Linked DNA regions of Mus musculus: regions 1, 2, 3, 5, 6 and 7 are each linked to region 4. The links are chromatin loops, found by intact Hi-C in ENCODE. Cell type or tissue: left cerebral cortex. All regions are shown on one strand. Region 1 overlaps AU023762 (expressed sequence AU023762). Region 2 has its middle 48 kb from the start of Gm36367. Region 3 has its middle 100 kb from the start of Gm36251. Region 4 overlaps Gm36686 (a long non-coding RNA gene). Region 5 has its middle 3.0 kb from the start of Gm36540. Region 6 has its middle 21 kb from the start of Gm36540. Region 7 holds the start of Gm39438 (a long non-coding RNA gene).

Evidence for each region. Peaks named below come from ENCODE experiments on the same cell type or tissue, not always from the same donor. Only the 100,000 strongest peaks of a DNase experiment are listed, where the experiment ranks them.
Region 1: a loop joins it to region 4, with 3 times the contacts of the local background. A loop is called at or near these places in 6 of 42 quality-filtered maps.
Region 2: a loop joins it to region 4, with 7 times the contacts of the local background. A loop is called at or near these places in 2 of 42 quality-filtered maps.
Region 3: a loop joins it to region 4, with 4 times the contacts of the local background. A loop is called at or near these places in 2 of 42 quality-filtered maps.
Region 5: a loop joins it to region 4, with 3 times the contacts of the local background. A loop is called at or near these places in 2 of 42 quality-filtered maps.
Region 6: a loop joins it to region 4, with 3 times the contacts of the local background. A loop is called at or near these places in 2 of 42 quality-filtered maps.
Region 7: it touches region 4 in a loop (4-fold over the local background); 22 of 42 quality-filtered maps call a loop at or near these places.

What each region holds. Positions count from the first base shown.
Region 1 is chr9:113,504,627-113,508,626 of GRCm38, reverse strand. The region is part of intron 2 of AU023762 (expressed sequence AU023762); the gene reads left to right. Among named protein-coding and RNA genes, the nearest start is that of Gm36540, 38 kb to the right of the region's middle. In left cerebral cortex, no CTCF peak of the experiment used is centred here; DNase peaks (open chromatin) are centred at 352, 836 and 1,539; H3K4me3 peaks cover 800 bases; H3K27ac peaks cover 3,063 bases.
Region 2 is chr9:113,245,941-113,249,940 of GRCm38, reverse strand. No RefSeq gene overlaps it. Among named protein-coding and RNA genes, the nearest start is that of Gm36367, 48 kb to the left of the region's middle. In left cerebral cortex, no CTCF peak of the experiment used is centred here; DNase peaks (open chromatin) are centred at 347, 912 and 1,818; H3K27ac peaks cover 3,319 bases.
Region 3 is chr9:113,021,047-113,025,046 of GRCm38, reverse strand. No RefSeq gene overlaps it. Among named protein-coding and RNA genes, the nearest start is that of Gm36251, 100 kb to the left of the region's middle. In left cerebral cortex, a CTCF peak has its summit at 1,942 (motif pointing right); no DNase peak of the experiment used is centred here; H3K27ac peaks cover 697 bases.
Region 4 is chr9:113,628,057-113,632,056 of GRCm38, reverse strand. Gm36686 (a long non-coding RNA gene) reads right to left here. Exons shown (of 3, transcript XR_379911.3): 3 at 3,296-3,658. Among named protein-coding and RNA genes, the nearest start is that of Gm36686, 3.5 kb to the right of the region's middle. In left cerebral cortex, CTCF peaks have their summits at 2,204 (motif pointing right) and 3,065 (motif pointing right); DNase peaks (open chromatin) are centred at 2,234, 2,603, 3,058 and 3,550; H3K27ac peaks cover 3,656 bases.
Region 5 is chr9:113,469,604-113,473,603 of GRCm38, reverse strand. No RefSeq gene overlaps it. Among named protein-coding and RNA genes, the nearest start is that of Gm36540, 3.0 kb to the right of the region's middle. In left cerebral cortex, no CTCF peak of the experiment used is centred here; DNase peaks (open chromatin) are centred at 1,252, 1,610 and 2,217; H3K27ac peaks cover 3,552 bases.
Region 6 is chr9:113,487,286-113,491,285 of GRCm38, reverse strand. No RefSeq gene overlaps it. Among named protein-coding and RNA genes, the nearest start is that of Gm36540, 21 kb to the right of the region's middle. In left cerebral cortex, a CTCF peak has its summit at 2,002; DNase peaks (open chromatin) are centred at 2,052 and 2,447; H3K27ac peaks cover 3,361 bases.
Region 7 is chr9:113,439,981-113,443,980 of GRCm38, reverse strand. Gm39438 (a long non-coding RNA gene) reads right to left here and starts at 219. Exons shown (of 3, transcript XR_871308.2): 1 at 1-219. In left cerebral cortex, a CTCF peak has its summit at 1,717 (motif pointing right); DNase peaks (open chromatin) are centred at 278, 1,751 and 2,861; H3K4me3 peaks cover 342 bases; H3K27ac peaks cover 3,508 bases.

The DNA of each region.
Region 1 (4,000 bases), 120 kb after region 4:
TAGAGACTCAGTGTTATCCTTGGGGCTGGGCCTGGTCTGTTGTCTTGAGCTCTTTCCTGGGCTCAGTTTAGCAGCATTCTGGACCCCACAGGAGACCAGCCACCAGCAACGCTTTCCTGCCTTCCTCCTCTGCTTAAGAGTGGAATTTCCGCTGTGATATGTACAATTGGACAGTCCCTGGAGTCTGGGACTCTGGCCTGATCTAATTTTATACTTTGGTGGGTCATTGAAGAGGGTCCCAGTGTCCACTTTGGAACCTTCTGCAGCCCAGATGTCTACACAGAGGCTCGGCAGCTGGAAGATTGTCTCCTTTCATAGGCAAAGCCTTGCTTGTCACACAGTGGCATCTCTGTGCAAGGGTAAATTTGACTCCTCTACTTTGGAATTATCCTGTGCTAACAGAATTCTCAGACTCACAGGTACGTGGATAATTAGGACTCTTGTTAATCATTCTGTGTCCCTCTCCCCTCCCCCGCCCTCCAGCAATGAGATTCACACAGATTAATTACTGCCTGCTATAAATAAATGTAGAGAAAAGCAATCTGCATAGGAGAGGCAGAGGGTAACTGTCATTTAATATAGCGCAGCTTTCCCGCACACCTGTTCTCCCCTCGCCGTCACCATGGAAACCACACTTTATAAGAGAAGCTATGCATAATTAGCATGGATGGAGGTCTATATCAATCAGAATAATTTGGAAGAATACTAAAAGCCCGAAGGAGCAGGCAAAAACTACTTGTCTCAGTAGGAAGGGATCAGATCTCCACTGTGTGGTAAATGAGGAGGCAGTTACAGTAAGAAATCAGCAAAACTAGAGATTCTGGGTCAGCCGAAAGATGGGGCGGCAGCCTGCCTGCGCGGGAGAGAGAGAAAACTTTGTCGTTGAGTTTGCTTTTCTTTTCAAGCGCTATTTAGGGCTGCGCAGAGGAAACACGAGCCAGACAACCAGATATGTACATCGCAAGGTGCCGGTGCTGGAACTGCAAGAAGTTTAATTGAGTGTGGGGTGGCTGTGCGCACAGGGGACCTCTGCGTCATGGTTGGCAGTGGGCCTGGGGTGAGAAGCTAGAGGGTCTTGGTGCAGAGTGTGGGGCTTTTCTACGGAACATCGAGAAGTGGGGCTTTAGGAGGCTTGGAATTGCCAAATTGCTTCTGAGTGTGGGCAGGGACCTTAGTTTATTTCCGTGCCCTAGTTCTTGGAGGATGAATGGAAGTCACAGAGAGAAGAAACAAGCCCGAGGTTTCAAAGCCGCTGAGGTCCTTTCTGAGACCAGGGCTCAGCATGGTTTCTCCTTCACTATGTTTGTTGGGCCATGGGGCCAGACCAGGGCTTTGCTCATCTAGGATAGGAACTCAGGCCTTTCCCAGAGCACCTGGCAGACACAGGTTTCTGTGTGGTTTTCTTTCAAATGCAGATATGTCTTCAGTCACGTGATTAAAGCCCCTTGGTTCTACAAGCATTCATTTTTAGTAATGGGATAATAGCGTGCTCAGGACGCATAAAGTTTCCTGTAAATTATACATTTCCCAGTAGGCACCAGGGCTCACTGTTCATAGAAATGGACATTTACTTATTCAACACGCATGCGTCACCAGTTGGTGTGTGTCAGGATCTACTGCAGGTGCTGGGCATAGTCATGTCTAGGACATCATCTTCCGTTTTTGTAGATTCTGCAGTCTGCTGGGGGAACACGAGATTCTAGCCCGGAAACAAACGAATAACGTCTTAGATAGTTGTAGAGTGCCCAGATGCAGGTGGGCAGCCCTCAGGCCAGGGCCTGGGCCAGGACTTTGGAATGTCCTCTACTTGCCGAGATGTGCAGCAAACAGAAGTCTTAGGTGAGGAGGTGCTGTGGTTGGGGGCCACCACTCTGGGGGCGTCTGTCTGCCCATTAATTTGAGACTAGTGTAGGCCAAGAAACCCCCAGTAGCTCCTGTTGTCCTCACAACAAAGTAAGGGTTTGTAGCTCAGCTACAGGGCCAGTGGTCCTGCCTCATCTTTCTTCATTGCTATTCTGTGCTTTATCTCTTTGTGGTACTGCTAGGAGTTGAAATAATAAAAAGGCAGACTAACGGCAAAGCGTAGGGAATAACATTGAACGTTTATAAATCAGCCCTTACCAATGTACCTGGTGTTATGCAAATTGCTGTGTGATGTTTAACTCATTAACTCTTCAAAACACAGAAACTATCATTAAGTTGATTTTGCAGAAGAGAAAAGTAAGGGGGGAGAGATTAAGGGTTTTTTTCCCCCAAGGTCAAATACCTAATTGAATGATGTTCTAGGAGTTGAAACCAAAACCTGTTTATGCCATTAACCTCTGTGCTAATTTGATAAATCACTAGCATCAGTATGTTAATAGAAAAGGCTCAATTTCTACAGTTCTCACATTAAGAGAAACGAGAAGCAGAAACTACCATTGCGGTATGTGTCTGATGGGCAGAAAAATATTCGAGATCCAATGATCTCCAAAAATCTGCACAAATTTTACCCCTCAGATTCTCCCTGGAATTAGAATTCTTGCAATAACATGGTGAAATAGATCTGCTCTCCGCCTTCAGGGTGAAGAGATGGTAATTCAGAGAAATTAGATAACAAAGTGAGACCTCCAACTCTCAGTGCTTCATTAAAGTATGGGATGCCTTTCAGACATCCGTCAGAAGTCCTGGGGTGACTACAGACCCTGGGTGACCTGCTCTTGGCCACTGGTAGCATCTTTTATATAGAGATAGGATCTCATGTATTCTAATTTGGCCTTGAACCTTCAGGGTCGTCAAGGATGACCTTGAACTTCGGATCTTCCCCCTTCCGGCTCTTGAGTGCTGGGGTTACAGGTTTGTGCCATCATGCCAAGTCTACGCGGTAGTCGGGATGGACCTTGGGGCACTCTACCAGGTTATAACTCCAGCCCACGATGGCCTCCTTAGAGGTTCTTCAGGGGAACCTGGAGGCTTGCATGCTGTAGCATCTAGGGGTGTATTTCTCAGCACTCTCAAGGAACTCAGTGGCTGTGCTTCAGTGCCATGTTTGGTCTTGCCCACCAGACTTAATAGAGACATTTTCTCCTTCTTGTGGTGCCTGACAGGTTTCCACTCAGACTCTTCTTTGCGGGTTGGGTTTTCTGTGTGCTGGCCTGTCACATTTGTGGTCTTAACCCTTGCTCTAGCTCTTTCTCCTCAGTGCTGGTGAATCACCTGCCATCCTTTGGCATTGATCTTCCATTCCTATCCAAGGTCTGCCATTGCCAAGCTTAGCAGGTATCAGAATGAATCCTTCAAAGTCCCCACCAAGAGCCAATAAAGGTTTCTCCTTGTCCTTCCCCAAAGAGAGCTCGCTTGTCAGGTTCTTTTCACCAGCGTGAGGGTCATCTACTGGACCAGTTATACCGTCACTGTTTATTGTTCTCATTTGGCTGTTGAATTACTGGTACCTTCTTCTATACCATTCAGTTTTCAAGGGCCTGCTGTCTAGGGATGGAGGAGACTTCTATAAGTATGGTGAGCAAGGAGGACAAGGGATGAGCCCAGGAGCTCTCAGTGTTTATAAAGGTTAAATTGACTCCTTTACCCTATTCTACTTTTTGAGGACAAGTGAGCATGTGTGTCTGAGAACAACCTGTCACACTATTCTGGTTGACTTTTATGGTCAACCTGATACAAGTTAGAGTCACCCGGGAACTTCAGCTGAAGAATTGCTTTTATCAGATTGGCTTGTGGCCACATCTGTAAAGGATTGTCTTGATGGCAAATTGATACAGGAGGGCCCAGACCACTGTGGGTGGCACCATCCCTAGGCAGGCATTGTCAGGATGTATAAAAAAAGCTAGCTGAACATAAGCCAGTGAGCAAAGCAGGAGACAGCATTCCGCCATAGTTTCTGTTTCATTTCCTGCTTGTGTTCCGGTCCTGACTTCCCTTGACGACGTACTGAAACTTGGAAGTATAAGCTGCAATAAACCTCTTACCCTGCCAAGATGCATTTGGTCATGGGATTTATCAC
Region 2 (4,000 bases), 380 kb after region 4:
ATTCACAACTGGGTAAGATTGATGACGGTTTCCCTCCTTTTTCAGCATGCACAACAACCTTCCAGTACTATGATAACTAGCCAGTAGGGATCAAAGTTACAGGTCAGGACTAGCTTGATGCATCCATGTTCTCTGACTCAAGTATGTGATGATTTTGTGTTTGGGGAACTGTTTACAGAAGAGTTAGCCTCTATGGAGGGAGGCATCCCTACATGCCATAATCTAAGGAGCTGGAGAGATGATGGCTTGATGTACTTGCTGTGAAAACAGGAGGATCTAAGATTATGTTCTTAGCACCCATGTGAAAGCCTAGGAGAGCCACACGTGTCTGTAACCCAAGTGCTGTGGGGCAATGACAGGAAGATTCCAGGAGCTCAGTGGCCAACCAGACTAGCTCAAACAGCAAGCATCCAGTTCTGTGAAAGACCTTGTCTCAAAAAATAACATCGGTTACAGGAAGACACTTGATATTCTTCTCTAGCTTCTACACGAATATACATGGGTGTGTATACTGCACACACATGTGTACATACACCACACAGATATACACATGTACATACTGGACACGAGATTAATTGAGCAACTACTGAAATCAAACATTGGGCTACAGGGAGCCTACAGAACCACCATGATAAATCAAGACAGGAAAAAAGCCACATGCTGTGTCTGTGTAGAGAGGAACAGGATCAGGGAACAAGAGTGCTATACAGGGAGGTGACAGCTATGTTGGACTCTGACAGATGTGTAGGAGTTGATCACACGGTAAAAGGAAGAAATCCTAAGGACTGGAGAAGTAGCTCCCTTCTTCCTCCCACACTCATACCCTGCCCCCCTCCCCCCCCACCCGGCCAGCCGTCATACGCAGAAATAATCCTGGATCCCGAGGGAAGAGGAACAAATGTTCAACTCCGCACTGTGAGACTGTGCTCGCTTGCTAAGCATACCCCTGCAGCACTTGTGCCTGTGAAATGCATTTCACGGCTCATCTGTTCCATAAATGAGATGTGAAGGCAGTTTACACCTCGTTTACATTTGCGCTGTTTTAAGGAACAGTATAGATTCCACTCCACCCAAGGAATGAAATGAGGTCGGCTGCCCTGTTCTTTCTATGGATTGAATCCACACAGCTCTCCGGTCTCACCCAGGGATACAGAATCCTAAGTGCAGGATAGAGCAGGTACCCAGGCAGCTCCAGAAGTGCAGAGGGAAGCAGGCAGTGTGCTCCTTTGACAGAAGGGGTCCAGCACTGTGTTCATGGTATATAACTTAATCAAATAGAATTCAGTGTTCAGTTATAAATCTCACTTTTGCACATAGTCGTACCTGAGTACCTGAAAACAGTACTACAATTCTTTCATGTTCCTTTCCTGTCAAGAGTGATCTCCAAGATGAGCTCTGTTGTGACATTTATATCTATAGACTCACTGGGCTACTCCAGAATTTCATATACACGAAATTAAATACTGTGCGCTTTTCTTTAGGGTCTGGCTCCTTTTGCTCAAAGGATACTTGTGAGGGCTCTCCATGCTACACCATGGCTTCATGGCTCACCCCTTTAAATGGTTAAGTAGCATTCCAGCGAATAGGTATGGTGTTCCCTGGTTGGTGAAACTTGATTTTGTTCCTTAGTCTTTGGTAATTATGAATAAAGCTACCATGAGTACGCTTATACAAGATTCTGTGAACTTAGGCATACTCAGGTCTCTTGGGGACATGGGCTGGAATGGAATTTCTGGGATGTAAGTGTGGGTGTATTTCAACTTCCTTAGAAACTGCCATATAGTTCTGCAGAGCCCTCAGTTTGCACTCCCACAGACGGTGGACCAAAGTGCTGTTTGTCACGTGGATTTGAGGCAACCACGTGACTGAAACCCCCACAGAGCAGCACAAACTATTCAAGGGGTCTGAGACAAAAGCCAAGGCGGATGGTTTTGGAAGAGAAATGATATGGCAGCTTCCTATTCACAGATTTTTTTTTACTGTGCCACATCCTGTCTCTCGAATGTCCTGCTCCTGATTCCAATGTTAGAACTCACTCTAAGTGCAAATGCAGTGTATTTTGCCTCCTGGCTACTTACCTGAAGGGTGTCAGGCCCATGTACTAGAGTCACTTTTGTCCCTCTTCCTCTAGAGGACAGATCACCTTGCCATCTTTAGCAAATTGGTATTTATAGGTTGTTTCAATTTTTTTGTGCTTGGAAAACACTAGAGCACACCTTTCCCTTCCGTAGCTTTATTTCTGTTCCATGGTGAGCTCTGGGTGCCTGCCTCTCTCCTGTGTTCTCTTGTGGCTTGGTTTTCTCCTGTTGACAAGCACGCTGCCTTATGTTAGCCTTCCTTACGCAAACAGCTTTTGCTTGTTTTAGTCTCTTTCATAAAATGTCTCTTTAAATTATTATTTAAAGAGGATCTGACTATGTAGCCCTGGCTGGACCTATGCAAATCCAGCTGGCCTCAAACTCACAGATCTGCTTGTCTCTGCCTCAAGAGTGCAGGGAATTAATGATGTGGGCCAATACAACCAGGTCAACTTTTATTATTATTTTTTAAATGTTACTTGCTTTTCAGAAAACATTTATCAACCAGAGATACAAATTGAGCCAAATTTTATTTTCTAGAAATACAACAAAAACCAGAGGCAACAATAGGCTTTGATTAACACCTTTCAAACCCTCTCTCCAATGCTAACAGCTCTCCATTATTTACTAGTAGGTACCTAATGATGTATCTAGATATAGGTTTTAAAGAATTGCTTTGAAAAATTCAATGTAAATTCATTTCAATTGTCTATCTCGTGTGATGTTAGGTATACCCAATGAAATACATTAGTGTCAAAAGATTCTTTTTTATATACATTTCAAATGATGTTTCAGCTGTGTAATCTGACTTTGGGATGTAGTTTTGGAAATCTGTACAATAAAAGGTAAAAACAAAATCAAATGCATGCTCTGCAGCCCCCAATATTTCTAACGTTTTTAGTTATCTGATGTTTCAAAGCGGTTTTATAATATTGATTTCTGTACTTGTCAGTTTCCATTTTTAAACCTATCATCAGTATTTCAGCTTGGAATTTCAATTTCATTTCTTCATTTTGATTTATCACACACACATATACTATATAATATAATATTATATAATATAACCCTAATAACGATTTTCTTCAAGGGCTAGTAGATGTGGGACTTCCTGAGTCCTTGCATATTTCAGAATCATTCCTAGTTCAAGTCATCTTTAAAAAACGACTTGGCAGAATGTGTAATTACTGCATCACACCTCCTTTATCTCAGGGCTTTAGGGGTATCACACACTTGTCTACTGATATTGTTATCAGAGGAAAAACTGAGATCAACAGAAACCTCACCAGAATCCTTTCCTGTGTGTGTGAATGCACATATGCAGTGCCCCTCCACATGCACACACATATGCACATACAGATGCACACACACATGCACACACATATGCACACATGCACACACATATGCGCACATACATGCGCACACATGCACATGCACAAATAGATGCACACACATGTACACACACACATGCACACACATGCACATACAAACACACACACATATGCACACACATATGCACACATGCACAGACATACACATGCGCACACACACATACACACATGCACACACAGGAACACACATATGCACACATGCACACACATACACACATACATGCACACACATGCATTTTCACATGCATATACATTTGCACACACATATACACTTGCACACACACACATTTGCACATGTATACACATACAGAGAGAAAACTGTATGTAACTTTCTCCTTATGTTGTAATAATTGATTTGATTCTTTCTTTTTCATATACATTACATATAATTTCTCTGTTTCCTCTAGAGACTAGTAATGTGTACTCTTGACTTGTTGAAGTCTATTACTAGGAACTGTCAACTCTTTCTTGTACTGTTAAAGTTTTTCAATTAAATTTGTTGCAGATTGTAACTGTCTCCATATTTGAATCCAT
Region 3 (4,000 bases), 610 kb after region 4:
AGTTATTTTTAGTAAGTATACATAATGGCAGGCTTCCTTATGGCACGCACATGCCTGTGCATTATGACTCTTTGTGCTTTTCCCTCTCTATCCTGTTGGTATCCTGCTCACCCTGACATATCCTGTCCTCTCAGTCTGTTTGAATCTAGATACCTTATAGAAGAGAAAGCATTTGATATTTTTCTTTTCTTCCTCCATTGTCCCAGCTTGTTTCCTGTTCTTTTTCCCTTTAAACCTCCTTCCTTCATGTCTGCTTGTCTGTCTGTGAAAATCTAGATTCCACATATGAGAGGAAACATGTATCAGTTTTCCTTACAGTGGTTTGTAATTTTTAACTGGGTGATCCCTACATTCACTCTTTCTCTAGGTCAACATAGCTTTGTTCTTCCTCATGGTTGGAGGATATTCCATTGTGAATGCATGATATAGTTCCTTTATCCATTCATCACTTCATGGACTGCTAGGCTGTAAAATATCAAGTTTAGATATTGAAGGACATAGATATGACTCACCAAACTTGTATAAATAATATATATTGAATTATATCTAGCATTTTAGACAATAACTTAGTCAAAATGGATCATTGACTAAATGTATACCCTAATAGTATAGAACTTTTAGGGAAAAAAGTAATATTTGGATACACAAAAGTTTCTAGTCCTAGCATCAAGAAATGCAATATTTGATCTGTGAAATCCATGATATGGGTTGGTAATAGAGTAGAAATGAAAAGTATGGGAGGGAAAAGAATGCTTGAGTCTGCTGTCTAATGTAGGACATACAGCATAGCAAACCCCTATACTCTATACTAAAGTACAAAACTGAGGGGAAATGTCAGCAAACTTTCTCACTGACACAGTAGCAAAGAGAAAAGAAACATAAAAAATACCCATGGCAGGAAACCCTATCTCCAGTCAGTTAAAGTCCTAAGAGTTTCTGGAAGTTAAAGATCTAATGAAAGAGCATGCACACGTATTCAAAAGGAAAAGCAAACAAAAACAAACAAACAAATAAACAAAAAACAGAAATAGCAAAAGCCATGAAATAAACCCAAAGCAACAACCTTGTGTTCAAGATAGAGAGTGCCTGGACATGCCAGACATTTCTGATGGGAATGCAAACTGGGACAGCCACAATGAAAATTTAGTTCATAATTTTATAAAGAAATAAATATAGTCACTGCACAGCACATTTTATTTCTTTGGCATATAGGAATAAAACTTGCATTTGTGCAAAAATGTCATGAATTTTTCACTGGATAAATGAATACCTATAACAGTATGCTTGGTAACCTTACAAACTGAAGGTAACTCATTTCCTTGGTGGATGGATAACCAAACAACCTACTGCAAATCTATCCAACAGAATATTATATAACAATTTTAAACAGTATTCTTTTAAATTTAAATTTAAACAGCATACATGAACCCTATGCACATTATAGTAAACTAAAAATTTGTGCTCAGAAAGTTATGTGTTATATTATTTATTAAACAATAAATGGAAAAGACAAAGCCATCACAGAAAAATAGGACAGTGGTTTAGTTGGCAGGGACTAGGGTGCAGAGAGGTTATGGCTTCAAGTGGACATTTAGGGGAAATTTTTATTTTACTATGAGCTTTAAAATACTCTATCCTGATGGCTGAAATGATTATGCAACTCTATATGTTCGATGGAATGTATTGTTTTAAAAATGACAATGTAGCAATGTGAGAAAAGGGGTTCCAGCAAGAGAGGAAGTAGAAGCAGGAAGAAAGGAAGGAGATGATAACACAAATGTGTAAAATTCATTATGTAAATGAACAAAATCAAAATAATAAAACAAGAACTAAGACATGCTTATAGACGTAAAAAACAAATATTGCAGCAGATTTCTTTTAAAATTTATTATCTGTAATTGTGTTGATGTGAATATGTGCACATGAGTGCACTGCTCACAGAGGCCCGTAGAGGGCATCAGTTTCCCTGGAGCTGTAGTTACATGTGATGTGAACTGCATGTGTACTGTTAACAGAACCCTGGTTCTCTGTAAGAATCGCAAACATGCTTATTGTTAAGCCATCTCTACAAACTCTAGATGTCTTGAAAGAGGACCTTTGCTTTTGTCTTTTTAAATTAATATTATTATTATTATTTTTATTTTTGGTAAAGGCAAACTCTCACTTTGTGAAACCTTAAGACAGTTTCCACTACGAGAGCCAAGAAGAGCTAAGTATTACTTGTGAGTGCTATGAGAGTCTGTAATTTTTCTGGTCACCCACCGATCCATCAATGTGATAATCTGAAAAAATAAATGCATCTGTGCCAGAGAAGAGTTCATCTCCCAAGAAAAAACACTAATCACAATCACCCCTTTCAGGCTGTGAGCTTAGGATAGCAAGAGATTGATAGTTTGATCAGAGAGGCCAATTTTGCTCAAATAGCCAGACTCTGGGATGCCCATGGCAACGTAATTATCAGAACATCCATGAAATAATGGGAGAAGCTGGGTATGTAGGAGCTGCAGGCAAGAGAGCAGAGTTCATCAGACCTTGCTTTGCAGTTCTGATAAGCCCATAACTGGCTTTGAGCTTGTGGCACGTGTGTGTGTGTGTGTGTGTGTGTGTGTGTGTGTGTGTGTTGCTTTCAGCTGGCTCAGTCCTAAAGCTAATATGCATATTATTGCTCTGCTGGATTTCAGGCCCTTTCTCATTAAAGGCATTCGTAGTAATTAAAAATTGTTCATCAAATATCATGTCCAGTTGCCATGGAATCTTTCCCAGCCTCTATAATTGCAACCAGAGAGCCCAGAACCATCATTTAGATTAACTGGATTGATTCAGAATGGTAGAGTTGATGGGGAAGTCAGGTCTATCGAGATGAATACTAAGCTGAGCTGGCATTCTTCTCCTCTTGACTTTGCCCACAAAAGGTAGTGACTGTGAGCACAAGTGCTAAATTCTCTTTGCAAGCTGGCCAGTGCTGAGCTCTGCCTGTGCATGATGGTTTGTGCCTGCTGTGAGCAGTCCTGCCAAGAAAGAGAGCCAGATACATTCAGTCTTGATGCTAGCAAGGTGCCCTCGAGATGCCGGCTGTGAAGTGTGGCAGAGTCACTAGGTATGGACCAGCTCAGAGATGCTCTCTTTCCTGAAGTTCTAGACTGTTCTCTTTGGCTGCCTTCTGGTTGTCATGCATTTTATGACTGGAGTTCTTTCCTACCTCAAACCCTTCTGTCTTACACTGAAATCTATACATCAGTCTGACATGATGTAAAAACTGGTTTTATGCTTTTAATCTAGAGAAAGACTACTTCTGTACTTTGACTTTGTGTAGTTCAGGACAGATGGCTGGTCTGGTTTATGTTGGCTTTGCTCACGTAGGCCTGGGTAAGATGTTTCACTGCACATAGGATCCTATTTAAGGCAACTTGAATAGGTCCTGCATGTGGTTCACAAGATGAACACAGGGGAAGACAGAGGTATGAGAACTGGCACTGAGTTGGATATTTGTCCCCTCTGCCATTTCACTGACTTTCAAGTTGCTATAAAAATGGCACAGTGAAGAGCTTTAGATGCCTACAGTAGAAGGATCTGCCTTCTTTTAAAAGGATGATTTTTATTTGTGTGTGTGCATGCGTGTGAAAGATTTCCCTTTCTATATCAAGTTTTGTTGAAAATGACCCAATGAAAAGATTAAATATATGAATGAAATGAAAATATCAGTCATTAAAAGTCAACAAAATGATATTAAATGATAATATAATACCTTGTGCAAACTCATCATGCATACTTGCATGTGAATTCTAAAGAAATGTGGCAACTGTAGAATACATAAAATAGAAACAATGGTAAGAAGATTAGCAGGTTGCTATGCAATGCCTTTTGCTGTCTAGAGCTTAGGAAAATGTGGGTTCACATGTTTTCCTTTTGTTGGTACATAGCATGGTAGAGAGACTTCCAGAAATAGTTTGGCTACATATCAAGTTGCCTCATTACAGCAATTTCGCCAAAGAGTATGAAG
Region 4 (4,000 bases):
TGTGATGGACCCGACCTCATAGATTTTAGATTTTGGACTATGTGGTTGGAAGAAAGTGAAAGCTTTTACAGACTGTGCTGCAGTAGGAGCTTGGAAGACAATGCAGGGAGCAGTGAAAAGGCTGGAGGCCTGGCGTGGGAAGTATCAGAGCGATGTCTCAGAGCCCCTTAAAGACCTAGGGGGGCCATTCATGTGATGCTTTGAATGAACAATCTGTAACTTTTGGTCAGCTTGGACTGAGAAATCAGCTGCAATCACAGAGAGACCAGCATCACTGAAATGAAATCTGGAATTTATTCAGTCAGGGTCACCACTCAGAAGGCCATGGTCTAGGGAGGTGGCCAAGGCTGCCTCTCAGGTTGGTAGTCAAACTTGGTAATACATAAGAGTCTCCAACATGGTACTGACTTTGAAGGCAGGAAGGAGTTATGGATAACAGCCAAGACTTAGCCCGATGTGGCAGGGATGGAGTTCCAGTAGAGGGGCCATGAGGCTGTGGGTGAAGCTGTTTCCATGGAGACCCCAGCATACTGGAGATGCAAGACTGGTGGGAAGACCACGAAGGACAGTGGCAGGTGTGGAGCCTGGGTGATAGCCTTCACATGCTGCTGATGGCAGAGCCAGAGCGATGGGGCTACCCAAACCCTTTGGAGCCCAGAGGATCATGGGTGACTCTAAGACTTCAGACACTATTTATACTGTTGAGATGGGCACTTTAATAACAGTAGTCAAAACAGAATGGATTTGAAATAATTTCTATCCTTCCAGTTCCTTACACTGCCAGCAAATGGGACATCACCTTGGGAACTGGGTAGGATTGACCATTACCCACCTGTCCCGGAAGAGGTGCCACCCGAGGGAGCAAACGTCTCCCAGGCTGGCTGACTAGCAGTCAACATGCAGTCGAAAGCAGAGGGGCAGAATGCCCCCGCCCCTGTCCCCGCTTCTCTCCACTTCCTGACCTGTTTTGCGAAGGAGTCTGCTCTTTGGGCTCAGAAGCACCCCTCTCTTTTAATATCCACCGTCTTATAGACTGAATCCACAGTCAAGAGCAGAGCAATAAGGGCTTTAGTGCTTTCCTTTGGCTCAAAGGTGAAGGCTCCGTGCTACACAGGGCTGTCCTGCGCATCCTTTCTACTGGGTCATACGGTTTCCTACATTTTACTGAGGCAAAAAGAGGTTCTGACAGGGTCAGTGTCCCCCTCAAGGCTGCACAGCAAGAAGCAGTCAGATGTCAACCTCCAAGCTCAAACTGTTCTTAAACTGCTGGTGTTAGGGCTTGCTGGGTCCAGCAGGCTACGCTGTGTTTGTCCCATGGAGAATGCAGACCCCTGTGCTGTTGAGAGTCTGAGCTAAGGTTCCTGTGTCCTCAGCGGCCATCTTTAGCTCTTTGTTCAAAGTGGCTCTCAGTTTGTTTATTATAGACGCAGAGCCTGGCAACCCTGACTGCTGCATCAGAATCTGCATTTTAATTAATCTATTATTTGTGTGTGTGTGTGTGTGTGTGTGTGTGTGTGTGTGTGTGTGTGTGTGTGTGTGTGCACGTATCTCTGAGGGTGTATGTGTGTGTGTGCATGTGGAGGTCACAGGACGACCTCAGCTGTTGTGCCTCAGGTTCCATTCACCTTGCAATTTTGAGACATGGTTTCTTGCTGGCTGAGAACTTGCCAAGCAGGCTAGGGTGGATGCTCACCGAGTTCAGGGATCTGCCTGTCTCTGTTTTCATGTGGGATGGGGTAAGCATGGACCACTGCCTGAATTGGTTTATTTATTTTTTTTATTTTTTTAGTCCTTCCTTCCTTCCTTCCTTCCTTCCTTCCTTCCTTCCTTCCTCCCCCCCTCTCTCTCTCTGCCTTCCTACCTTCCTTTCTCTCTTGTGTTGGGGAATCAAACCTTGTCCCTCACCTAGGGCAGGCAAGAATCCTACTATAGAGAATATGCTATAGAATATGCATTTTAACAAGATCTTCTTGTGATCAGAATGTACCCGAAAATCCAGGAACTGCTACAGAGGGGCCCTTCTGAAAGGAAGGGCTGCAGGCTATATGGGGAGGGGGCATCAGGGACACAGCAAAATGCACCACGCTAGCGTGTCCCCAGAAATAGACATTTCCCTGCAAGGATGGACAGAGACAAACCCACCCCTTGCATTTATTTCCAGGGCAACGGGTACCTTAGAAGCTCCGGGACTCAGTCGTTGTGACAGTGTGTGCACACTAGATGGCAGCAGAAGGATGTCGGAAAAAAGTTTGCTAGGCAGTTGGTCTAGGGGGTAAGACAAAATGATAAAGCCACATGGGCTGGGGAGGGGGGCAGCTGAGCCATGAAAGGAGATTGCTGGGGTGACGTGAAAGCAACGGGGACGGGCAAGTCCAGAAGGCTGTCTTGTGGAATGAGAGAGTTGGGCATTTGTCATTGCTTCTTCTTTTCTTTTTGCTTTTTTGGCCTCTAGCTATGTTAAGCACATGCTGTCCCCCACAGGGATGGGGCGTCAGCAGCTGGAAATGGTGAAGCTGCAGAGAATGAGGTGTGGGTAAAAAGTCCCCCATCCTCACCCCCGTCCGCTTGGTTCTGCTCCCGGAGGTCAGGGGAGGCAACAGCCGGACAGTTTGCAGCACTCGTCAGTCACAGGCAGGCTGCACGAATGGGAACATCCTTTCTCACCATGCACCGTGGGCCCTTGGCATGCACCTGCACAGCTCTTAGATGCTGACTTTTGCTGCCTTTGGCCTGAAAGACTGGAGCGAGAGTTGTTGGTGTATAGTCCGTCCACATCCACATAGTTGGCTGACCAGACTGGGAAAGAGTATTCAGGTTTTCTTTGGTTCTCTCCGTTCTTCATTTCCCTTGGGCACCCAGTGACAGCCATGTTAGAGAGGCTAGAGACCATCTGTGGACTGGAGGAATTTGGCTTGGAACAAAAGGCAAAGGAAGGCTCCATTACCCCCCTGAATTGTGGGGTCATCTTGTTAAACCTGGTCTCTCTATTTTAAAAGACTTATTTTTATTTTATGTATGTGGGCCTTCTGCTGGTAAGTGCCTGTGCACTCTGTGTGTGCAGTTCCCTTGGAGGCCAGAAGAGGGCCTCAGATTCCCCTGGAACTGGAGTTATAGATGGATGTGGGCTATCACATGGGTGTTAGGAATCAAACTCGGATCCTCTAGAAGAGTAGTCAGTGCTCTGAATTGCTAAGTTATCTTTCCAGCCCCAAATCCTGTCTCTTTATCATATGGTGCTTGGTTTAAGCAGGCCTATTTGGTCTGTGGAGATAAGAGTTTGAAAATTTATTTGGGAACCCACTTAAAAAAAACAAACAAACCAAAAACCAGAATGAATTTCAGCCTATTTGAAGGCAGTGCTGTCTGAAATAACCTGGGGTCATGACAGATAGGTGGAGACACTGGTTTTAGAGATTTCAGCATTCAAGTTTAGACACTGATTTTTTCAAGTGACTATCTGTCTTTAACGGAAATTGAGGCTTGGTGAGATTGCCATTGCTGTAGACGTCTGCAGGCTTAACGGCAGTAGGGTTGTGGATTGTAGGATGGGTGTGAGAACATGTCTTCGCTGTGTCTTGTTGGAGGCTCTCAGAGATCCACTGTGCTCATTTTAGCAAAGCCAAGACAAGCAGACACGAGCCAGGCTCTGTGCTGAGGACTGAAGACACAGGGGACTCATATGAAGCACAAATCTAATCAGTGCTGCTCTCTCTCCCCTCCCTCCCTCCCTCCCTCCCTCCCTCCCTCCCTCCCTCCCTCCCTCCCTCCCTCCCTCCTTCTTCCCTCCCTGTTTCCCTCCCTCCCTTCCTTTCTCTTCCTTCTCTCTTAAACTCTTTCCTTTTCCTTCCTCTTATTTTCCTTCTACCTTTTAAATTTTCAACGTTATTTTGTTTTATTGAGAAAGGTTTCGAGTAGCCCAGGCTGACCTCAACATGCTGTATAGCTGAAGGTAACCTTGAATTTCTAAGTCCCTTGTCCCTCTGCCTCCTCAGTGTTGGGG
Region 5 (4,000 bases), 160 kb after region 4:
TATCCATCCACAGATAGATAGATTATATGTCTACTCTACTCTTAATGTTGTGTGTGTGTGTGTATCCTAAAAAGCTTATTCAATTCAGTAAATATTTCACCTTTATAGCCCTTTAAAAATCTTAACAATCTTGAGAGGCACATGTGGCGATCAGAAGAGAGCACTGGGTGTCCTCGACTGCTCCCACCTATTCCTTCCAGGTGGGGGTCTCTCCACGAACCTGGAGTTGTTTTCTCAGACAGTCTGTGTCTTAGCTGCTGTTCTATTGCTGTGCTGAAACACCATGACCAAGACAACTTATAAAAGAAAGAGTTTAAAACAGCATATAATAGACAGAGGTTTCAGAGGGTTAGTCTGTGATCATCATGGTGGGGAGGGTGTTGGCAGTCAGGCATGACCCTGGAACAGTAGCTGAGTGCTTACAAATGCAAGTAGAAGGAAGAGAGAGAGAGAGAGAGAAAGAGAGAGAGAGAGAGAGAGAGAGAGAGAGAGAGAGAGAGAGAGAGAGAGAGAGAGAAGGAGAGGGGGAGGGGAGGTCTGGTGTGGATTGTTAAAACTTCAAATCGTACTCCAAGGTCACACCTCCTAGTCCTTCCTAAATATTTCACCAACGCGGAGCTAAACACTTAAATATTTGAGCCAATAAGGCCATTCTCATTCAAACCACCATAGCGAACCCCAGTAATCCTCCAGTTTCCACCTACCTGAGACAGGTGTTATAGGTGTGCTCAGGGATGCCCAGATTATTTTGTGAATGCTGGGATCTGAACTCTAGACCTCATGACTGCTCTGCAAGTGCTAGAGCACCCTCTCTATCTAGCCCCACCACCCTGTTTTCTTCTTCTTTTCTTTGTGATGGGCTGTCTTTTAGCTCAGGCCAACCTCAAACTATCTGTATAGCTGAGGGTGACCTTGACCTTCTAATCTACCTGTTTCCACTTCCCAAGCATTGGCATCACAGACATGTTCTTAAACAGTCCCTGATGTCATTACCATAGTTGATCTGCCAGTAGTTGTAGTTTTCAAGAGGAAGTTGTCCTTAGTGTGGGGGCCATAGGACACATGGTCCAGGTGTCCTTCTAGCAAGGGGATTCTCTGAAAGGATGACTGGGGATCTAGTAGGATGCAGCTCCTGGTAGGAATGGCTTTGTAGGGACATCTCCTGTTCTAGAGGGGCAGAGATGCAGTAAGAAGATAAGCAGAAGAAGATGCTGGTCCAGACAGCCAGTCTCTACTGTAACTCTCTGAGGGGAGACTCAGAATCAGCTGATATGAACACAGCCTTGGCCTTACAGGACTATCTGGGTATCCTTTTGTGATCATAAAGATATCCTTTTATGATCATAATGCTTCTAATGCACATGAATAGACTTCTCTTCTTAACCAAGAATTTTTTTTTTTAAATCACACTACGAAGACATTGAAACTTTTCTATTCTAGTTGACAGAAAGCATCAGAATTATTCAATGTTAGTAAGTAGATGAGGACTTACTATCCTGAAGTTCTCATTTGTCATCTCCCCTTCCCCCAGTGAAATTCTGTTTTGAGCAAAGTCTTGGGAGTTGTATGGAAGGGAGAAGCAAACAGCCTCACGTGTTTGGCACACCCAAGGTTATTTCACAATCTGCTCGATCCTTTCGCACATTCCAAGGGAAGCTTATGTAGGCGTATCCGGGCTTCGCCAGCTTGCACTTAAGTTTTTAAGAGAAAGAAACCAGATCTAGAGTTTAAAAAAAATAAGAATAAAAATAGTTGAAAAAAAAAACAGGCTGACATACTTATGTAGAAAGAATCAGTCTCATTTTAATTTTGATGCTAAGTCTGTAGGTTCATCAATGATAAAACTCTCTAAAAGCATTCTTCACATCACCCTGAAACCTGTAACAAGTCATGCCCCATTCTATTTCACTTGAAACTGGAAATTAAATTTCAAATAAAGGTTCCTATCAGGTTACTTGGTGATAGCTTACTCATCACAGGCACATAGTCCATAATTGGACAAATTGGATTAAGCATTTAGAAATTACCCTTGGAAATAATTATATGATTCTAAGGTCAGTTAGGAAGGAAATGAGTGAGTTATTCAATGTTTTGAAGGCAAATTTCCTATCTATAGCTTATCTGCCTCCTTCTCATCTATCTGTCTGTCTGTGGAGGTTTGAATGAGAAATGTCCCCATAGGCTCTTGGTTTCCAGCTGGTGACACTGTTTGGGGGATGTTATGGATCCTTTAGGAGGAGGAGTTTTGCTGGAGGAAGTCACTTGGGGTGGGCTTTGAGGATTTATATAGCCTTGCTCCACTTCCTGTTCTTACTCTCTGCCTCCTACTTCTGTTACCAATACCTTACTCTCCATGACGGGCTCCAGCCCCCTGGAACTATAAGCCTATATAAACTCATCCTTCCTTAACCTGTTTTGGCCATGGTATTTTATCATAGAGACAGGGAAAAAACCCTAATAAGTAATGAGTCACTGTCTGACTTCTTCTATCTATCATCCATAGATGTCTATCATCCAACTGTAAGCCTACATAAACCCATTCTTCCTTAAGCTATTTTGGCCATGGCACTTTATCATAGTGACAGGAAAACAAACTAATAAGTAATGAGTCACTGTCTGACTTCTGTCTGTCATCCATCAATCCTCTATCTTAGTTTATAATTTTCACTTTGCTTTCTCACTCTTTGGATTCTCTATGATAAACGTTCTGAGACTTTGTCATGTCCCTGTCTGCACTGCACCTTCTTTTCTTCGTCTTGCTGCCTCATGCACCTGCACTGGAAATTCACATGAAGGGCATTTGGGAGCAGAACACATTCCATTTCTTTCGTTTTCTCTCCCCGAAACTCATTCTTTTTTTTTTTTTTTTGAAGACCCCTCTATAAACACGTTGCCAGGTTACATATAATCTATTATTAGGAATGCTTCATCTTCTTCTGTGTAAGCTGTCCCTCATTCTACTCCCTGGCTCTGCAGTGAAAGATAACTGAACAGTCTCCACCTCCTGATCCTGCTAAGAATCCGGAATCCTACTTCTCTTCAAGATGTTTTAAAAATGGGTTACTGATATCTGAACATGTTTATTTGGTACACCATAATTATTTGATGTGTGAATACAAATATGAAACATTAATGACTCTTTCTTTTTCTACTTGTAGGTTTGTGTGTACGATGTGTCTGCCTGGTGCCTATGGAGGCCAAACAAGGCCTGGGATCCTCTGCAACTGGATGGTTGTGAGCTGCTATGTTGTTGGGAACCAAATCCAGGTCTTTTGCGAGAGCAGCAGCTGCTGAGCCATTTCTCCAGCCCTAGCAATTAGCATTTCCATTTCCTCTAATAATTATTACTTCTGTGTGTTTGGGAACTGGAGTTGCTTGTTATCTACTTACTTAGACATAGGTCATAAACTGCTATAGATGAATATTATTCAACAATATTGTAAACACTACAACTATTTCTCCATGTAGTAAAATCTTGATATTCAGTCTAACCTTTTTCTGTTTTCTCTCTCCTTTCTTATGCCTTCCAAGTCTCTAATAATGAATACTTTCATCTCTTCTGTGAATATTTTACTGTTTCCCAACTTTCTTGGGTGAGGCAGAACATGCACTAGATGTATTCTGTGCTTGGTTCATTTCATGTCACATGATTTGAACTATGTGTCTCAAGTTATTGGACTCCATTATTTTTATTTATTTGGGTAAATAAAATACAAATAGATTAAAATGAGTAAAATAATTTTTAAGTATTTTATGTGTGATTCCTTTGCTGTCCATCATAGTCTCTGAATCTGAGGTTTCTTAAGGTAGCCTTTTCTTAAAGAATTGATGCTTAATCCAGTTGTGCCATCAGCCCATCATTATTTTAACTCTATTTACATTAAGGGCAGACATACTCATAACAACTTCAAGGTTCCCTAAAAGAGATCTTTGGCATCAGATTTCTTCCAACAATGTCCTCTGGAAACCATTTTAAGGCTGATCTGCCTCTTACTTACTG
Region 6 (4,000 bases), 140 kb after region 4:
CCACAGTGACCTTTGGAAATTCCTACCCAGAACACATACCTTGAATTTTCCTCGGTTACTGTTGTCTGTGCCATTGGCACATTTCAAGCCTTAGGGATGTGCTACCTGTGCACTGGACTACTTGTTGCCCAACTCTTTCTGCTCCACCCGTGCCCCATTGGTCCCAAGAAAGGATCTCTTCTAAATAGTAGTTCCCGATTGGCTAGCACTGTCTGCATCAACAACCCTTGGTCTCTCAGGCAGTGCTCGGTGAGTCCCGTCCCCCCCCCCCCCCCACCGCCCCTGCAGGAGATGCCTTTGCAGCTGTGCAGCCCTGGTGTTTACATAGAGGTGGCCACCACTGCTTCTCCTATAAGGATGAAACTACTTCACCTTAGAAATTGCAGTGGCTTAATAAATACCTAGAGACGGGAAAGATGACTCAGTAGTTAAGAGCACCGAGTATATGTGGGTTTGAGTAAAATGGCCCTCATAGGTCCATAGGGAGTGTCACTCCTAGGAGGTACCATCAGAACCCTCAGCTAACTCTCCAATACCATGTTTGCCTGCTTGTTACATGTTATCTGCCATGATGATAATGGACTAAACCTCTGAACTGTAAGCCAGCTCCAATTAAATGTCTGCCTCTATAAGGGTTGCTGTGGCCATGGTGTCTCTTCACATTGGTGGAAACTCTAACAAAGGCAGTGTATAAGCATGAACCTGAGTTTGTGTAAAGAGAAGGGTATGTCTACATTTGTGCTTGTAATCCCAGCACTGTAGGGGGCAGGAGGGCTGATGGACCTTGTTGGCCATCATTCTAGCTCCAGGTCCAGTGAGAGATCCTATCTCAAGGGAAAAAGGTGGGGAGTGGTGGAGCAGGAGAGTCGATGCTTTTCTGTGTTCTCTACATGTGAAAACAGTTACACACACATGTGGATACATGTGCATATATACCACATATGCAACACCACCACTAACAGCTACCACCAACCTGCACCAAATTTGTTCTTTATTATTATCCAACGCTTCCAACAAAACATATGAACAGTGTGCTAGTTACACTGTGGATGGGTCCCATGCATGTGTGTCCACCCAGTTATGGGTCTCGTGCATGTGTTTCTATCCACATATTCTTTGTACAGGCTTAAATAAAAAATAAGGGTAAGACTAGGCAGGAGCTATTTCATTTTTGTTTATTCTGAAGGTGGTCATCTTCTACCTGCACTCTTCTTTTCCTCAAGGTGCTGGTGGTATGGTGGAAAAGCAGCAAGTGGGTGTGAGACCCTGTTTTGAGAGGTGAGAAATGAGCACGTGACCAGAGTTTAGGCAATGAACCATGAGACTCAGTGTAAGCTGCGTGGGGGAATGAGCTGATTTGAAATGCTTGGTGTTGTCTCAAAGGCTAGGCTGAGGGCAAAGCTAAGCTGCCAGGGAGTGGGAAGGAAGAGAGTCATTTTAGTGGCAGTGGCTGGTGACCCCAACTTCACATCTGGCGCAACAGGAAACACACAGGCCGATATGAAGCCTTGGCCATGTGGGGGTGGGAGTGGGGGTGGGGGGTGGTGGTGGTGGGTGGGTGGGGGTGGGAGTAGGCTGCAAGAGCCAGGTTCTTTTTCTATGTAATTTATCAACAACAAAGAACCCAAATCCTAAAGTTTACATGATAGGTGGAAGGAAGTTCTGATTACTCACAGAGGTTTGGTGCTGCTTTAGAAAGACGACAGCGAGAAAAGCATGGCGACCTGTGGTATCTATAATCCTCAGGCTCAGAAGGCTGAGGCAGGAGGATTGTCATCAGTTTGAAGCCATGGGAACTTAGTGAGTTCCAGGACAGCCTGAGCTGAAGTGTGAGACCTTGTTTCAAATTGAACAAGAAAAAGGAGTTGTGAATTTTCAGAAATGAAATTTCAGTGTTTTTGCTTTATGATGGATTTTAATCTGCATGTGGCATCCAGCTCTTTGTGAATAGCTGAGCTCTCCAACAGCGACCCCCAGCGATATTGCTGGCCCCCTGTTTCCTTCCTTTGAGATTCAGCATTGCAGACAAAGATTACCATCACCCTGCAGATCCCAGGTCTAATACCTGCCACCCTCTCTGGAGAGCTGTGGGTCACATCCCCAAGCTGGTCCAATTGATTCCTACATAGGCATCATCAGAAAGTGGAGACTTGCTTTGGTTGGTCCTTGGTGTCATGCATACATGCATACACACATGTATGCACACATGCACACACATGTTCTCTAGGGATAACATACAGGAGAAAGCTCTACTTTTGTAGATCTTTTGGACTTTCTTTTCTCACTTCCCCTCTCCAAAAAAATAAAAAAGGGATCTTGATAAATTCGTCTTCCTATTTGAAGTGCAGAGTGAGTCTGTGCGTGGTCCTTTAAAAAGTAGACTACAACTTACTTATGCTCAGGCCATATGGACTCTGGAGTGGGCGTTTTCGGTGCCAAAATAAACTCCCTGGAATTGCAGCCATGCACAGTGAGGGTGGAGAGTCTTCTTGTCACCTTAGGAAACGAGTTTATTTTGAGCAGTGTAGAGTGGGTTTTTTCCCCATTATAAAACCAGTGCAGGCTTATTATAGAAAATTGCGAAAATGTAGAAATGGCAAAGTTTGGTCAAACTTTGAAGAGTGGAGGTAGAGTCTGGCTGATGGCTTCTGGTCCAGCACAGAGAGAAAAGGAGGGAGGGAGGGAGCAGGTGGTTGAGCACCTTAGGCTTTCTGGGCTCCACCTTGAGAAAGCCACACCCCCATCCTGCAGCTGGCTGTGAGATGGTTGGATAAAGGGGAAGAGAAAAGCCCCCACAGGCTGGCTGGCGTCGGAGATCTGTGCTCCTTCTCCAACTTCATATCACAATGACCAAGTTTCTCTGGTCCCCCAAACAAGCTTTCCACTGAGGAAAAGTGGGCTTAGCAGAGATCACTGCTTTCCCCTACATCAGTGTCTTGCCGAGAGGGTGTGAGAGCCCTAATGAAGCTGGAGAACAAGAGCGATCACTGCTTCCATCCACGGTGGGCTGAGGGCTCCTGCTTCACACCAGCCTCTGTGCTAGGGGAACACATGACACGTGTACAGGTGTGGTGCTGTACTTCCAGCCTCATGATTTAGTACACATGCATCCTCATGTATGACCGAGGGGAGAGTGGCCTGCGGTCACAGGACCTCAGGAAAGGCTGTAATCTTACCTTGTCTTGTGCACCAGATCCTCATCATTTCAGACCCAACTGGAGTCGACATCATTCTCTATTCATGTTGACCCTGAATAAGACCCTCTGAGTGTGAAGGACGACAGAGGCTTGATGGAGCTGGAATGGAAGCTGCCTGACTACTTTTTCCTGATACGATATGTCAGCTCTGAGCACAGTGTGAATGAGGATCCAGCCCAGGACCCAGACCCTGCCAGCAAGGGACCCCTGGGACTCTCTTTTCAACACCCCTTAGACAGCCAGTGTCCAAAACCGAACTCCACTTGTCTTCTCTGAATTATAAACCTCCCAGAACTTCCAGAAAGACTTTACTCAGGCCTTATGGTAACGTCTGCCCTTAGGTTGTCTGTACTATAAGCTATCTGGGTAAAGGAACAGTTGCCAATCTCGCTTTCCAGAAAATGGCTAGGAGGGGATTCATTTTGAGTGACTGGTGAGTAGACAGACTCTGGATGTGAGATGTGAAGATCTGTGGTGCAAATATTGTACACAGACACTTGCACACACATTTGCATACATACTTTCACACACCTTCACACATACCTTCACACAGACTCACAAACACACACACACAGACACTCACCGACATACACACAGGCACACACTCAGACATGCACACAGACATGCACACAGACACACACACACACACACACACACACACAGACAGACAGACACACACACAGACACACACACACACACACACCCCTTCAGAAGCTCAGCCCTGGAAGCTCTTCTTCATGGTAACCAGCATTGTGTCTTGTGATCACCACAGCACATCACCTTTGATTTCCCTTACTGGCTTT
Region 7 (4,000 bases), 190 kb after region 4:
AGCCTGTGTGCTCCGGTTCACAGCAATCTGCTGTCCATCACCACATGGTTACCCTCAGTGCACCTTCAGACGGGGTGCTTTGGTCCACACCCACACACCAGTCACAGCACTGCCTCCACGACAGCGGGGTCGGATGGCCTTCATCCTGCATCTCTCAGAGCTCTTCCTTCTCGCCAGACACAGGCTGTGTGGCACTCCTGGGTTTAGGATTGACCCTATCCAGTTTTCTCCGAGGCCCTAGAGATGAGCACATGGTTTGGCATCCTAAACAAATGCTCCAGACTGAACCGGGCATCTATGGCTCATCGTTTAGCATGCAGTTGGGACTCATTATCTGTGTCCCGAGTTGAACCCACCCTTGTCTTGCTTGGCTGCCTCTTTTTAGAATAAGCAATACCAAAAAGGAGACAAAACCAGAATCTTACCTCTCCCTAGGGATAAGCTTGTTATTTTTTGTCAACCCTGTGAGATTAGAGCTGGAGGTGGTGACCAAGGGGGATCCGGAAGCCAGAGAAGACAGGAGGTCATCGGGATACACACGTGTGCACACACCGTACATGTGAATAGGCAGAGCTGTAGCAAAAATGAAAAGAGAGGAAACTTAACAGACTGGGAGAGGCTGAGCCCAGAAGATGGACTGTCAGGGATGAATAGAGGTAAGAAGAAAAGACAGGAAGAGGGAAGATTGGAAAGATAGGGCCAAGAGGAGGAGAAAATATGGCCAAACCATATCCTACTTGGGAAAATATAGCACAAAAGCCCTGGAGAGAGACTCTCTGTCACAGGGTATGAGACAGAGACTGGAATCCTAGCTATGGATCTTAATCTCTTCTCCTATGGCTGACTCAGTGGCAAAGATGAGGATAGTGGGGTGTTGGGTGAGGGGGACACGGTGAGCCCCTCACTCATCACCATGACTATGGTCTGAGTACTTGTAGTGGTGTGAGATGTTTGCAGAGCCCTTTCTGTATCCTTTTACAGGATAAAATCTCCGAGGTTAGGGCAGAGTGCTGTGATGACCCCCCCTGGGCCCCCGTGTGCGTGCCTCTGGCCTTGTGAGGTTAGATTTGCAGTACCTCATGAAAGAATAATGAGCCATATCAATGTTTAAAGCCGCCTAATGCTCCTTTCAGTTCAGCTGTCTAGAAGTTTGCAAAGCAGGGGCCATGGTTCCCAGGAGAAGGCCAGGAGACATGACCGAAGGGCCATAGGCAGCCAATGTGGCCATCAGAGCCTTAGGTGGGTCTGTGGTGGGAGGATCCCAGCCAGCGAGGGGAACGATCAAGGTCAGTGAACAGCATTCTGCAGGAATTACCTTCTTCTTGAATGTCTAGATAGACCAGACTCAGGAGCCTAGGAAGACTGTCCTTTGTGCATGTATGGGTGTGCATGCATATGTTTGCGTGCACGTGTGTACACATGCATGTGGGAATCAGAGGACAGTCTCAAGTATGGCTTTTCAGGTGTTTTCAGGTGGGTTCTCTGGACCTAACTCAGATCCTGACTAAGCTATCTTTCTCCAGCCTTAGAAATAATTTCTGAATAAGTCCTCAGAATAAATCCTATATCACAAATAACATCTTCCTCCATACATTTCTTTCCCCATATTCCAGTTATTAAACTGCATTGTGCCCCAGCCCCAAGCTCCGGTTCTTGCATTCTTCTGCCCAGAGATGCTGGGGTTGATGTATTCTGTCAGCTGGTTCCTTGTGACGCCTGCCAGTAGGGGGCGCAATAAGAAGGCGTTTCAGATGCTCCGACCCGCAGCTCCCTCTTCAGTGCCTGATGGGTCCACGCACGGGTTAGGATTTTTGCAGCAGCACTCTCACGGCCCACCTCGCTGGGACGAGTTTACTTGGAGGTATCACCACCCAGTCAGCTGCCGCCTTCATTATCTAGATCCTGTTCTGAGGAGTTCTTCTTCAGACTTAAAACGAAAGTTTTATTTATGTATACGCGCGTTTGTCTGTGAGAATAGAGGCCACACGAGGATGCCTGCGGAGGTCAGAGAGGGAGTCAGATCCCCTAGGGCTGAGGTTATGAGCATTTGGGAGCTTTCTGACATGCATGCTAGGAACTGTTCCCAGGTCCCCTGGAAGAGTCGCGTGTGCTTCTAACCACAGAGCCATCTCTTCAGCCCCTCATCTTTACACTTCTGAGATTTATTAATTCAAGCGTTTTTTTTTTTTTTTTTTGTTTTTTTTTTTTTTTTTTTTTTTTAGTATTTCCATAATTTTAGGGATGCACTGGGTGACTAGGCTAGTCTTGGTTTTCCTGGGACTTTTTGAGTTTCTAATACCGACATTCAGGTGTTCTGAAATTCAGCACATCTCCACAAATAAGGAAGGTTGGTCATTTCAGGCTGAGAGCTGCCTCCCCCAGCTGCTCCCTCAGGCACCTTGTTAACGATTTTATATCATGATAACAATGATAAATTAGGATGAATTTTGCCTGTCAAAGCTGTCGCTATGATTTCTATTTCCTGACTTGAACTTCTGTAGCCTCATCTCTAACTCTTAGGAACTTTGTTAAGCCAGACAGCATCTTCTAATTAAGGGCACACTCTAAGGTGCTCAGTGAGGGGAGCGCCTGTGGATTTTTGCTGCTGCTGTGGTCACTATTGTTACAGTACAGCTTAGTGTGGAAAGAAAACCCTGAGAGTGCTGGAGGTGGCTTGCATTATGCCCCTGGGGGTCCTTCCCAAGCACTGTGGGGGTGCATACCTGTAATGCCAGCACTTGAGAGATGGAGGTGGGAAGATCGGAAGTTCAAAGCCATCCTTAGTGACATAGTGAGTTCAAAGACAGCCTTACATACAGGAGACCCTGCCTCAAAAGAGCAGCAAACAATCTCACCTGTGTGCAGCTTGTCCACACATATCCCAGCATCCACCTCCCTCCTCCCAGCTGTGCTCTCTGGCTGCTGTCCAAGGCAAGCACCATCATCTCTGCACAGGAGAGAGTGACTCAAGTCACCCAGGCAGTCACAGATGTCTCGAGTTTCAAACTCACTATAAAAAAAGTTTCAGGGACTGGGAAGATAAAGCAGATAGAGCACTGGTCTCACAAACAGGAGGACCAGAATTCTGGCCTGTAGTGTCCACATAAAAAGCCAGTATGGTGGTCTGCTTGGAATTCCAGGCAGGGACATGGATCTCTCAGGTGAGCTGGGTAGCTAGACTAACCAAATCAATGAGCTCCACATTCAGCAAGAGACCCGGTGCAAAAACAAAATGGGGAACAGTTGAGGAAGACAACTGTCGTCAACCTCTGACCTGCACATAGATGCACGCACACACACATGCAGAACACATACATATATACACACATGCACCACAATACACACACATACACAAATACACACATAAACACATACATACACACACACGAGTTTCCTCACATGCTTTGGGTTTTTCTTGCATGGGGTTCAATGCCTGGCAAGCACTGGCTCTATTTAATTTCTCACACCAACTGCCTCTAACCTCTATGCCCATGCCTTTGGACTTTGCCTAGCTCTGTGGGCGAAATGCACCACGGAGACACGTAAACTAGGGGAATGAGGCTGAGACTCCTGACTTCAGCTGCATATGGCCCCAACCCTGGCACAGCTCACAATCTTCAGTGGATTTGCATTTTAACTAAAAGCTTTCTAGAACCTTGGCCTCAGACCTGGTCTGCTTAAAAGGCATTTCCCATAACACTCAATTTTATTAATACCATAAAACACTCTGCGCTAAATCACTGGATCATTTCGTATGCAGGAAACACCCTGTCTGGCCGGCTGTCTTTGGATAGTGATGGAAGTGTTCCTGTAAAGGATGGAGCTAGGTAGCACTGGAGAGGGTTCGCCTAGAAGACGGAGACTGTGGATGTTCTGAGGATATCTGGGGCTGTCTGCCCACCACCCAGCACAAAAGCCAGGAGTGGTCTGGTCTGGTGGTGTCCTGGCTCCCAGACAGCTTATAGTACAATTAATGTGGAAACTAAGGAATTTGTTGGAG